Linked DNA regions of Homo sapiens: region 1 is linked to region 2. The links are chromatin contacts, found by Hi-C or POLR2A ChIA-PET in ENCODE. All regions are on one chromosome and are shown on one strand. Each heading gives the region's core, a stretch centred on a gene start or an enhancer-like site at or near the end of the contact. The rest is flanking DNA. Distances are from core to core; before and after follow the strand shown. Region 1 overlaps ZBTB16 (zinc finger and BTB domain containing 16). Region 2 holds the start of CFAP68 (cilia and flagella associated protein 68).

Region 1 (5,141 bases), core at 101-2,600, 2.3 Mb after region 2:
ATGTCCAGCACACTGCCTGGCACATTATTGGTGCCAAGAAGTATTTGTTGAGTGAATGATGCAGCCTGGGATGCCGATGAACAGGGACACTCCTCTCTCCGGACAAGTCCCTCCTGTGGTAGGAACTGTTTATGTCCTAAGGACTCACTGGAGGGGACAGCCAGGAGCCCCTGGCTCGTATTGTATCCCTCTTCCAGGCGGTGTGACCCAGTGTGAGTTAGCCAGTGTCTCTGCTGTGAATCACACATCAGCAGCATTGGTGGGGCTGGTGGAAGCGGCTGCAGAAAAGAAAGGGTTGCTTGCATACTCATGTCAGGTGGGCCCGGTGTCCCCAGTTCAGACAAGAGTGTGACTGTGCAACTGCCCTGCGGAGCTGGCGGTTCCCTGGGGAAGCTGACTTTGGTTCCACCTGAGATGCTGCTTCCAGGTCCCCTGATCTCATATGGCTGCTCCAGAGGCTTTGGGAGTTGGGTCCTCTTTTCCTAGTTTTTCCTTTCCATGCCTGTCTTACTGGGCACTGAAGGCTGATTGTGTCAAATGATTTGTCCCTCTGCTAGTCACTTGCCAATGCCCTTGGAAAGGATGATTTGATGATTAGGCAGGTGCGATGAGTCATAGTAGTGTTTTAATTCACCCTTGCAGATAGCTCACGGCCTATATTCTGATATTTCTATTCTTTTTTTTCTTTCTGTTGTCCGGCATACTCCTCACCTCCGTGCTGAGAGGTCTTGAAAATAAAATAGCACAAAGGGCTTAGTGAGGCTAGACCATTTCCTGAATTGTTTGGCCACTGTTAAACAGGCCCTGGGGGCCTCTGGAGTGACCTGGACTTGTTGGGGAGTTGGGGTCAGAGGGCTGGGCTGGTGGCGCTGGGTCTTCTTACAGATTCCAGTAGTGGTTTACATGTTCTGATGCCTGAAAACAGAACTAGGTGATGTTTTAGAAGAGACATTGAATTAGATGATGTGAGGTTTTCCTGCTGCTCTATTTTGAAGGTTCCATGAAGAAAGCTGACAGTGAGAATGGGTGTGCCAGGTCTGTAGAGTAGACCCATTTTACAGATGACCAAGGGTTCAAGCAGCCCACAGCCTGGAAGAACAGTAGTTGCTCCAGAACCCTGGGCGGGGGAGGCGGGGGGGAGGCGAGCATTTTTTTTCAAAAGGCGCAGGCTGTGGAGAAGTGAGTCCAGGATCTGGGTAGGGGTTGTGGTTGCCCCCCTAAATGTTGCTGCCCTTGCACTGGCACATTCCTGCTGTTTTCTTCTGCTCAGCAGAGCCGAACGGCTCTCACTTCCTGGCTAGCTCTGTGTGCTGCCCCACCCCCTCTTGGCGAGCATTGCCTGTGTTTGTTATTGTAGTCCTGGCTCCAGGCCAGGCCTGGCTGCGAGCCAGACTTGTGGGTACAGTATGTACAGTGAGTGCTGAGCCAAGTTTGTCATCATACACCATTAATTTTTTTTTTCTAATCTGGTTGGGGTGGGGTGAAGGAGGAGGCAAGAAAAGAGTTTCTCCGATGCTTGAGAATAGGCCGCATTGAATTCCGCAGAGATGTCATTTCTGAAAGGCAGACGGAGCTCCGGCTTGTTCTTCCTTCGCAGTTTTTCCTCCTTTCTCTCCCTGTCGTCCTCCTCTCCTCTTCATTTCCCTATCACGCGAAATCAGCCTGCAGGAGATCGACAATGCAGGTCTTATTTTCAGTGACTAGAATACTAAATTTACACTGCTAAATCAGTTTTCATTGTGTTGAAATTGACAATTTGTTTAATTAGAAGTTTGCCCTGTAGGAGGCCCTTCTGAGAGACAGTGCCTTCCCTTTTTCTCTCTCCCTTACTTTCTGTTTTAAGGGTTTTTAAAAGAGCCTAAATGGTAGTAGTGAATTTCAGTTTAATTGAAGTTTTAATTTCAATTCGAATGTGTGAATTAATCAAGTGTTTATGGGCTATACCTGATGATCACAATAAGTTTAAACTAACTATCAATAACCAAACTCATTAACTAATGAGATGATCTGGCCAGGCCCTGCATTCTCAGAGGTGGTTTTGGGGGTCAGAAGGGTTTGCGTGTTGGGGAAAGAGGCTTGGGGTGGGAAGAGAGATGACCTCCAAGGCTTTGCAAAGCTAGCCCTGATGGAGGGTGAAGCTTGGGTGTAGGACTGTGGCCCTTCCCCTTCCTGTGTCCCAGGAAGACTCTGAAACCTCCCTCCTCACCCTCTGCTACCTTACCCCTTTTGGGGATCTGGCATTGAAGCATCTGTTGATCCACTGTCTCTTCGCCACTCCTTGTCGTAACACGAGAAGTGATTCCTAGCTCTGAGGTGTCCATGCAGAGACCACAGACACATGCAGTGACTCAAATTGGTTCTGAGATGGGCCAGTGTAAGGTTTCCCATTAGGTAGATTTCCCACAGCTTGGCTTAACGTCCTGGTGGCTTATAAGTGAGCATGCCTAGAACTGCTTGTCCCTATTTTTGACTCGGCTGCATACGATTAGGGTTTGAGTATTCATGTGGCCTGCTCCTATTCTGGGAGTGTCATTCATTTTTGGAGCCAGAGGATGTTTAATAAGCACGAATTGTGTGTCAGGCTCTGTGCACTTAACAGTGAAGACTGCTACAACATCCCTGCCCTCAAGGAGCTTAAGTCTAGAGTGGGAGATGAGTATGACTATGCAATCATCATACAAGATGGTAATGTGTGCAAAGTGCTAAGAAATCTAGGAGAAATTCAGAGTAGGAGAGTGTTTTGTGCCAGAGGGTAACAGAACAGCATTTTGAAAGGACTCGGTGAGGGGAAGCCGAAGCCACCTATGGAAGTGGGTGGTGTAACCTGCGAGTGTAGGCTGGGCCTGCAGGGAGAGAGCAGAGTGCAGGGTTTAGAAGAGATGGACGAGATACATCTGTGGAAGGAATAGCAAAATGATCTGCATTCTCCCTGAAGCACTGGAGAGCCACTGAAGGACTGAGTAAGAGGGTGACATATTTTTGTGTCTGGAATAGAAGGGACTGTTGGGCTTTTTTTTATGTAGACTAGGCTAGAATATAAGGTGAATAAAGCCTGTTGGAGAACTTGAAGACTGGCCGTCTGTGTTGGGGTGTGGCTGGAGTGTTGAGAGGCCTGTGCCTTCTGTGCTGGTTAGGGCCCTGTGGCCCCATTCTGCCAGGTGGGAGGCCCCATCCTTCCACTCCTCTCTTGCCCTTGTCAGGCACTGTAGGCCCTGGCTGTTGAGAAGCATCCCTGAGATGAGGCTCTTCCCCAGAGTTAGAGCCATGGGGAAAGAATGAAGGCTTTCGTTGATAGATTTTCTGATTTCAGCAGCAGCATGGAGTGGCTGGGGCTTATCACCTGGGACCTGGGTCATCCTCCTGGCAGGGAAAAGGGCTGGAGGAGTCCTTCAGATTGGATCTCTTAGGCTTTCCTCTGTCGCGGTTGGACGGAAGAAGAAAAGCATTACAAGATGGCAAAGATCTGTGGCTTGTCCTTGTTCTGTTTTATTTATTTATTCTTTTTTGGAGCACTGAGCTGTGGGTTTCAGTTTCTTCTCCTCAAAGACAGAGAAGATGGGGGAAGAGAGGTAGCTGGAAAATTCCCTGTGACTGGGAGGAGACAGTGCGAGGTGGTCCCCACGCTGATGATGGGAGAGGTGCCTTTGAGTCCAAAGATGGCTTCCCCTCATCTTGTCTCTCCTCCCATTCACCTCTCTCCTCCCAGATTAGGTATCTGCTCAGAGCAAGAGACTTGGGGCTGCCCAGGCTTGTGAGAGCCCATGGCCAATCCATGCACCCTCTGCCCACTCTCCAGTCAATACCAGCTATCCCTTCTGGTTAGCTTCCTACCATCAGGGCAAACCCGGGAGATGACCAGGAAGAAACTTCGTTCATGTTCCTTGACTCCCTCCACATTCCTTATGTGGGGGCGCCTTTGGTTTTTGGGTCAAGGAAGTGGAGAAGATCAGATGGGGGTGGCTCAGAGGCCAGGCTGCCCTCCCTTCGGTCCGCATGGGTGATGCGGATGCAGAGAGTGGAAAGGGTGAAGGGAGCCACTTTCCCCCAGCTCGCTCTTGAACACACTTCTCTTTCTCTCTCTCTCCCTACTCTGAATTTGGCTTGCTTCCCGAACTTTTTCCCAGAGTGGTGTCGTCACTGGCCTGCCGGCAGGTCTGGATGTTCTGCCAGCATTCCAGAGAGTTTATGATCGCTTGCAGATGCGCCTCCAAGAACACACTGTACCCAAAGCAGAAATTAATGCAGGCTTGACTACCGTCCAAGCCCGTACACGGGAGAGAGGAAAAGGAAAACAAAAACTGTTTAATGCTGTTTATAAATTATACACTGGCTGATGAAAAATACATTTCTTTCCTCTCCCCTTTTACTCTCCCCCCAACCCGTCCTCAGTCCCCCCCCAACCCCACCCCCACCCCTTCTCGCTTTCTGCCTCAAGAGCCTAAACTGAGACCAGAAGAATATGGTTTTGCTTTTTAGCTCCTGTTTTGGCTGGGATCCGAAACCCTGCTGCTGATTCACAGCCAGAGTATTTTTCCCCTTTACCTGATGAAATATACTGATTTTCCAGCCCAGATGGGGTGTTTTTGGTTTTGTTGTGTGGGTTGTTTTTGTTTTTTTTGGTTTTTGTTTTTTGGCCAGGGATTTTGTTTACAGCAAGTATCAGGTTCCATGATGGTGCTGGGTGCGATGCTGGCCCCAGGGCAGATAAATCCCCCACGTAACTGCCACCTTAGTGCTGCGGTTTTGCGTGCCTGGGTCCCCCGGTCCTAGTCAGGCCAGCTGAACCGAGAAAGTTGGGAAAGTTCATTGCAGGTCATGGTTTTAAACAGTGTTTTCACCAGTTCTCTCCCACCCCTTCACCTACAGCCCCTGTGTGAAGAGGGGGTTCACATGTCCCTGCCCCCAAATACACATGTCTCTGTCTCCATATGGTGCCTTAGCAGGGGTTGGGGAAGCTCGTTCCATCTACCCCTCTGGATCCCAGCATCTCCTCCCACCCCGCAAATCCCCCATCCCAATTTATTCTATAAATTTGTTTCCACATTATGTCTATCCATTTACATGGCTTTTGTGTTTTTTAATACTGCTAATGTTTATCGTTTGCCCAACAGGCTCGACAGATTTTGCTTCCTGTAGAGCAT
Region 2 (4,763 bases), core at 2,259-4,758:
TTGCCTAATTCAGCAATGAGTTTCTCATTTATGGTTTTGATAGGATGACATGAAGGTGCTTCCAGGAAACCCCTGTTTAAACACACACAAAAATAACTTTTCTAACTTAAGATAGTAAATAATTATAATGTAGCTAGAATTAAAAATACAAATAGCTGGACAGAAAAGAATTATCTTTAAATTGATCTTGAAAGGAAACAAAGAAATCATCTACCATAAGGAGAAACAGACGTGTATTTCAGAACTCTGACAGCCACCATCCCTACAATATATCAGAAAATGTGACCATTTATAATTCTAGAGATGCTTAAGGAGGCCAGGCTGACAAATAAACATAGCACCAACATCACTAACAATTTATGCACCATCCATTCAATATATGGTTGCCATCAAGACAATCAGGATACAACTGGAGATGGAAGTGATTTCCAGCAAAATAACTGGTTACCTGTTCAACTTTCCTACAAGTGCTTCTGGTTCTGGAAAGGAAAACCACTGGTTACCCAGTTTGATCCTGAAGATTCTGGGTTGAGAACCTTCAAAAGGTAAGCTCCTGGTGAAGATATGGTTCAAAGCACCTTCTACATGAAAGGACTTATCTTGACTCCTGGCAAAATAGACACCAATATGAAGTCTGTCATTATTAAAATAAGCAAGTATTTTTAGAGACCGAATCAATTAATTGGCAGGGCCTATTGAGTCTGTCTATGAGATTTTGTTATCATTAGTGAGAGAGATGAAAACGCAGAAGGCTTAAACCTATGCTATTACCTACCTATATCCAGTGCACTTGTACCCTGCCACAGCCTTACAGCTGAATGGATACACGTCGCTTAAAATGAGCCCCCCCAGGGCTGCCATGGCAACCACTTGCCAACTGTTGTGCCATTCTCTCTGGGGCTTATCCGCAGGAGTTCCACCTTGTCCTCTACATAATGCCACGTGGACTTCTCCTTCCTCTGCAAGAACGTCTGCACAGCTAATAGGGAGAAAAGAAACACTAACTAATTATCATAAACAAGCAGAAATTACCACAGGAGTTGGCAACATACACATGGTTTGCCTGTGAAATAATTAAAATCCAATCATACCTATGTGCAAAAATCTATTAGACCTCAAAAAATGCAAAGAAAGTAGCTGGAAGTAAATAGAAGCATAAATTAAATGTTCAACCCACTCACTGATAAGATTGGCTGACCAGGGTCTGCTTTGCATTTGTGTCATTCATGCATATGTCACAGAAAGATCAATATCTGCACAGTTCCTATATATGATTCATTGCTTAGGCTGTTTCTTCCCATTTAGAAAGTTCTTTTCACTGCCCTCCTGAAATTCAAATACTAGTTTAAAATACCACCTCTGTCAAAACTTTATTGACAGCTATGCCCCATCGGACACCTCCAATAGTATCATGTCTTGTGGTATAATCATGTAAAGCACTGTTTTCAGTTCACAATAATTTTATGAGGCTGTTAGTTACTTTTTTTTTTTTTTTTTTTTTTGAGATGGAGTCTTGCTCTGTCGCCCAGGCTGGAGTGCAGTGGCACGATCTCAGCTCACTGCAACCTCCACCTCCCAAGTTCAAGCGATTCTCCTGCCTCAGCCTCCCAAGTACCTGGGACTACAGGCACGTGCCAGCACGGCCAGCTAATTTTTATATTTTTAGTAGAGGCGGGGTTTTGCCACTTTGGCCAGGCTGGTCTCAAACTCCTGACCTCAGGTGATCTGCTCACCTCGGCCTCCCAAACTGCTGGGATTACAGGCATGAGCCACCACGCCTGGCCCAGTTAGTTACTATTAATATCCCTAGTTTACAGTTGAGGAAACGGAAGCATGTAAAGATTAAGTAAGCTTGCTTAAAATAACAACTGTTGGCCGGGCGTGGTGGCTCATGCCTGTAATCCCAGCACTTTAGGAGGCCAAGGCAGGCGGATCACAAGGTCAGGAGATCGACACCATCCTGGCTAACACGGTGAAACCCCATCTCTACTAAAAATACAAAAAATTAGCTGGGCGTGGTGGCGGGCGCCTGTACTCCCAGCTACTTGGGAGGCTGAGGCAGGAGAATGGCGTGAACCCAGTAGGCGGAGCTTGCAGTGAGCCGAGATTGCACCACACCACTGCACTCCAGCCTGGGCGACAGGGCGAGACTCTGTCTCAAAAAATAAAAATAAATAAAAATAAAAAAATAACAACTGTTAAGTGGTGGGCTGGGATTTGAATCCAGGCAGTCTGGCTTCTAAGTGCACGTTCTTAGCCATTAGACTATATGGCTCTCATTATTTTGCACTGTCAAAAATAAATGATCCTCTTTTACACACCCAAGAGTACATTATTTGTACTTTCATTTAGCATTTAGGGTTTATATATCTGTCTTTCCAACTAAACTTGGGGTTCCTTTGGGGCTTTATAGTCTCTTCTAAACATATCATAGTAGCTTGCACGTGTGCCTTATGTTTGGGTACAGTAACTATGTTATGGACATCTTAAACATTTTCCTTGTGAGGGCGCTCCTTTCCTCACCTTTGGAAAAATTTGGCAAGCAGTTCCCTGTTCTTAGCTACGCCAGCTTTGCGTCCACAATGCGGGAAGATGAAATAAATTTGATCAAATTCTCTCTCGTGCAGTTCAAAGACATCTGCCAGCTGGGTGCAGTCCACACCGAAACGTACATCGATACCTGGCAAAGATAGTTTGGGGGCGCAAAATATAGACAGGAGGATGCCTCAAGACATGGAACAGAAAAACTCTTCCTAACTTAAACCGTGCAGACCAGCCCAAGTCTGGGCACAAAGCCGGCTTTATGTGAATATCCGTGGGACGATCAAGAACAATCTCCACGTGGGTTACATCCCCACGCCCCCACCCTTTCCACTTTGGGACGCGCCGGCCGCTGGGCGGGGTTTCGCAGAGGGGCGGGCTCGCTACCTCGCTCGCGCAGGCACTGCAGATTCTCCCAGGCCAGTGGATCCCGAGCCAACTCGGCCGGGCGCTGGAGGCAGGTGGCGGTAAGTTGAGTGCTCTGATCCAGGGTTTCGCTCAGAGCGGCGGCGAAGGAGAAATTCCCCTCCCCAACCAACAGGAGGCGCCGAGGGGCCATGGCCTCCACGGACTCCCGGCTCGCGTTCTCTGTGGCGCTCGTTTTACGTCACTTCCTTCACGGATCTCTCTCCGCCCCGTCTTCTCCCGTCACTAGTTGATGACGCACCCATGGCGCCTGGTTGTCTAGACGAGCCGGTGTACCGACTCCCCGGTGGATGATAACTATGAGTGCAAAAGCAAGACGCGCACTTTCCTGTCACCTCGCCCTTTCACCCCCTCGGGAAGATCAAAGTGTCTTTAGCCCAAGCATGGCCTTGAGCGACTTCATCACACCTGCATGAGGTCACAAGCAGTCACTAGCGCAGGGGGGTGAGGCGAGTTCTGGGTGAAAGAAACGGGGCGGGGCTGAGGCCAAGGAAGAGGTTGGACTGTGTCTCGCATGCTCCTGACGCAGAAGGTTTTGAACCTTTTTTCACCTCGTCTGAAATGGCTGCCTCCCAGTGTCTCTGCTGCTCAAAATTTCTCTTCCAGGTGCTTAAATCTCCTATCTTCTATTCGTTCAAGAAAGAGTATTGAGTGTCTATTGCGTGCCAGGCCACTGTGAGGGTGGTTACGATATGTGGATGAACAAAATGTGGCCTATGATTTCAATGAGCCTGCAGTCTGGTGGGGAATGCACAGAGCAAAACAGGCAACTCTGATATGGCAGGGTGTGTGCTCTGGGAGCACACAGAAGAACGTTACCAAGTTTGGGGGCGAAGAGGGTCAGAGAGTCCTTGGATGAAGTAAACCCGAGTTGAAAGCTAACAGGGTAAAAGTGCATCTTAACTGAGTCAAGAGGCGTGAAGAGGCAGAAGGAACAATATATGCAAAAGCTTGATGGAGAAACAGAATAGTTGAGTTTGGCTGAAACACAATTGGAGGGAGAGTAACAGATGAGACTGAAGAGTTAGGCAGGGGCCAGGTCATAGGGAGCGTTGTAAGCCTTTAAAAAAAATCAACTTTTATTTTACAAATGGGGGTACAGGTACAGGTTTGTTACGTGGATATATTGCACCCAGGTAGGTTGCAGGTTTGCTACATGGGTATATTGCACCTAATAGTTTTTCAACCCACACCACCCGCCCTCCCCACTCTAGTTAGTAGCCTGGAGTGTGTGTTGTTTCCATGTTTAGGTCCATGTTTGCTCAATGTTTAGCTCCCACTTATAAGTGAGAATGTCAGAGGTATTTATACCAGAGCAACTCCGTCTTGAATAGGGGCTAGGTAAATAAGGCTAAGACCTGGGCTGCATTCCCAGTAAGTTAAGGCATTCTTAGTCACAGGATGAGATAGCTCAGCACAAGATACAGGTCATAAAGACCTTGCTGATAAAACGGGTTGCAGTAAAGAAGCCAGCTAAAATCCACCAAAACCGAGATGGTGATGAGAGTGATCTCTGGTCATCCTCATTGCTACACTCCCACCAGCGCCATGACAGTTTACAAATGCCATGGCAAAGTCAGGAAGTTACCGTATATGGTCTAAAAAGTGGAGGTATGAATTAATCCACCCCTTGTTTAGTATATAATCAACAACCATAAAAATGGGCAACCAGCTGCCCTCAGGGTTGCTCTGCATATGGAGTAGCCATTCTTTATTCCTTTACTTTCTTAATAAACTTCCTTATGCTTTATAGACTCACCTTGAATTATTTCTTGTGTCTCTTGGGGTCTGGATCA

What was found. A loop is a pair of places that touch in the nucleus more often than their neighbours do. ChIA-PET counts read pairs that join two places held with the same protein, here RNA polymerase II (POLR2A). Pooled maps may share reads with other maps.
Region 1: a pooled map shows a loop between it and region 2 (9-fold over the local background). The contact joins the enhancer-like site here to the promoter of CFAP68 in region 2. A Hi-C loop is called at or near these places in 4 of 50 pooled maps. POLR2A ChIA-PET finds 5 or more read pairs at or near these places in 2 of 52 experiments (activated T-cell and activated naive CD8-positive, alpha-beta T cell).

Annotation. Positions count from the first base shown.
Region 1 is chr11:114,158,806-114,163,946 of GRCh38, forward strand. All of the region lies in intron 3 of ZBTB16 (zinc finger and BTB domain containing 16), which reads left to right. Among named protein-coding and RNA genes, the nearest start is that of ZBTB16, 100 kb to the left of the region's middle. RefSeq lists enhancers at 772-1,273, 1,274-1,773. Within about 2 kb of position 1,351, at least 30 of the 41 ENCODE cell types and tissues checked have a DNase peak (open chromatin) inside an H3K27ac peak, as active enhancers do.
Region 2 is chr11:111,876,033-111,880,795 of GRCh38, forward strand. CFAP68 (cilia and flagella associated protein 68) reads left to right here and starts at 3,509. Exons shown (of 4, transcript NM_022761.3): 1 at 3,509-3,573. The coding sequence starts at 3,529. FDXACB1 (ferredoxin-fold anticodon binding domain containing 1) reads right to left here and starts at 3,133. Exons shown (of 5, transcript NM_138378.3): 1 at 2,929-3,133; 2 at 2,524-2,680; 3 at 776-979; 4 at 449-607; 5 at 1-72. The coding sequence starts at 3,100. RefSeq lists enhancers at 2,801-3,420, 2,917-3,386.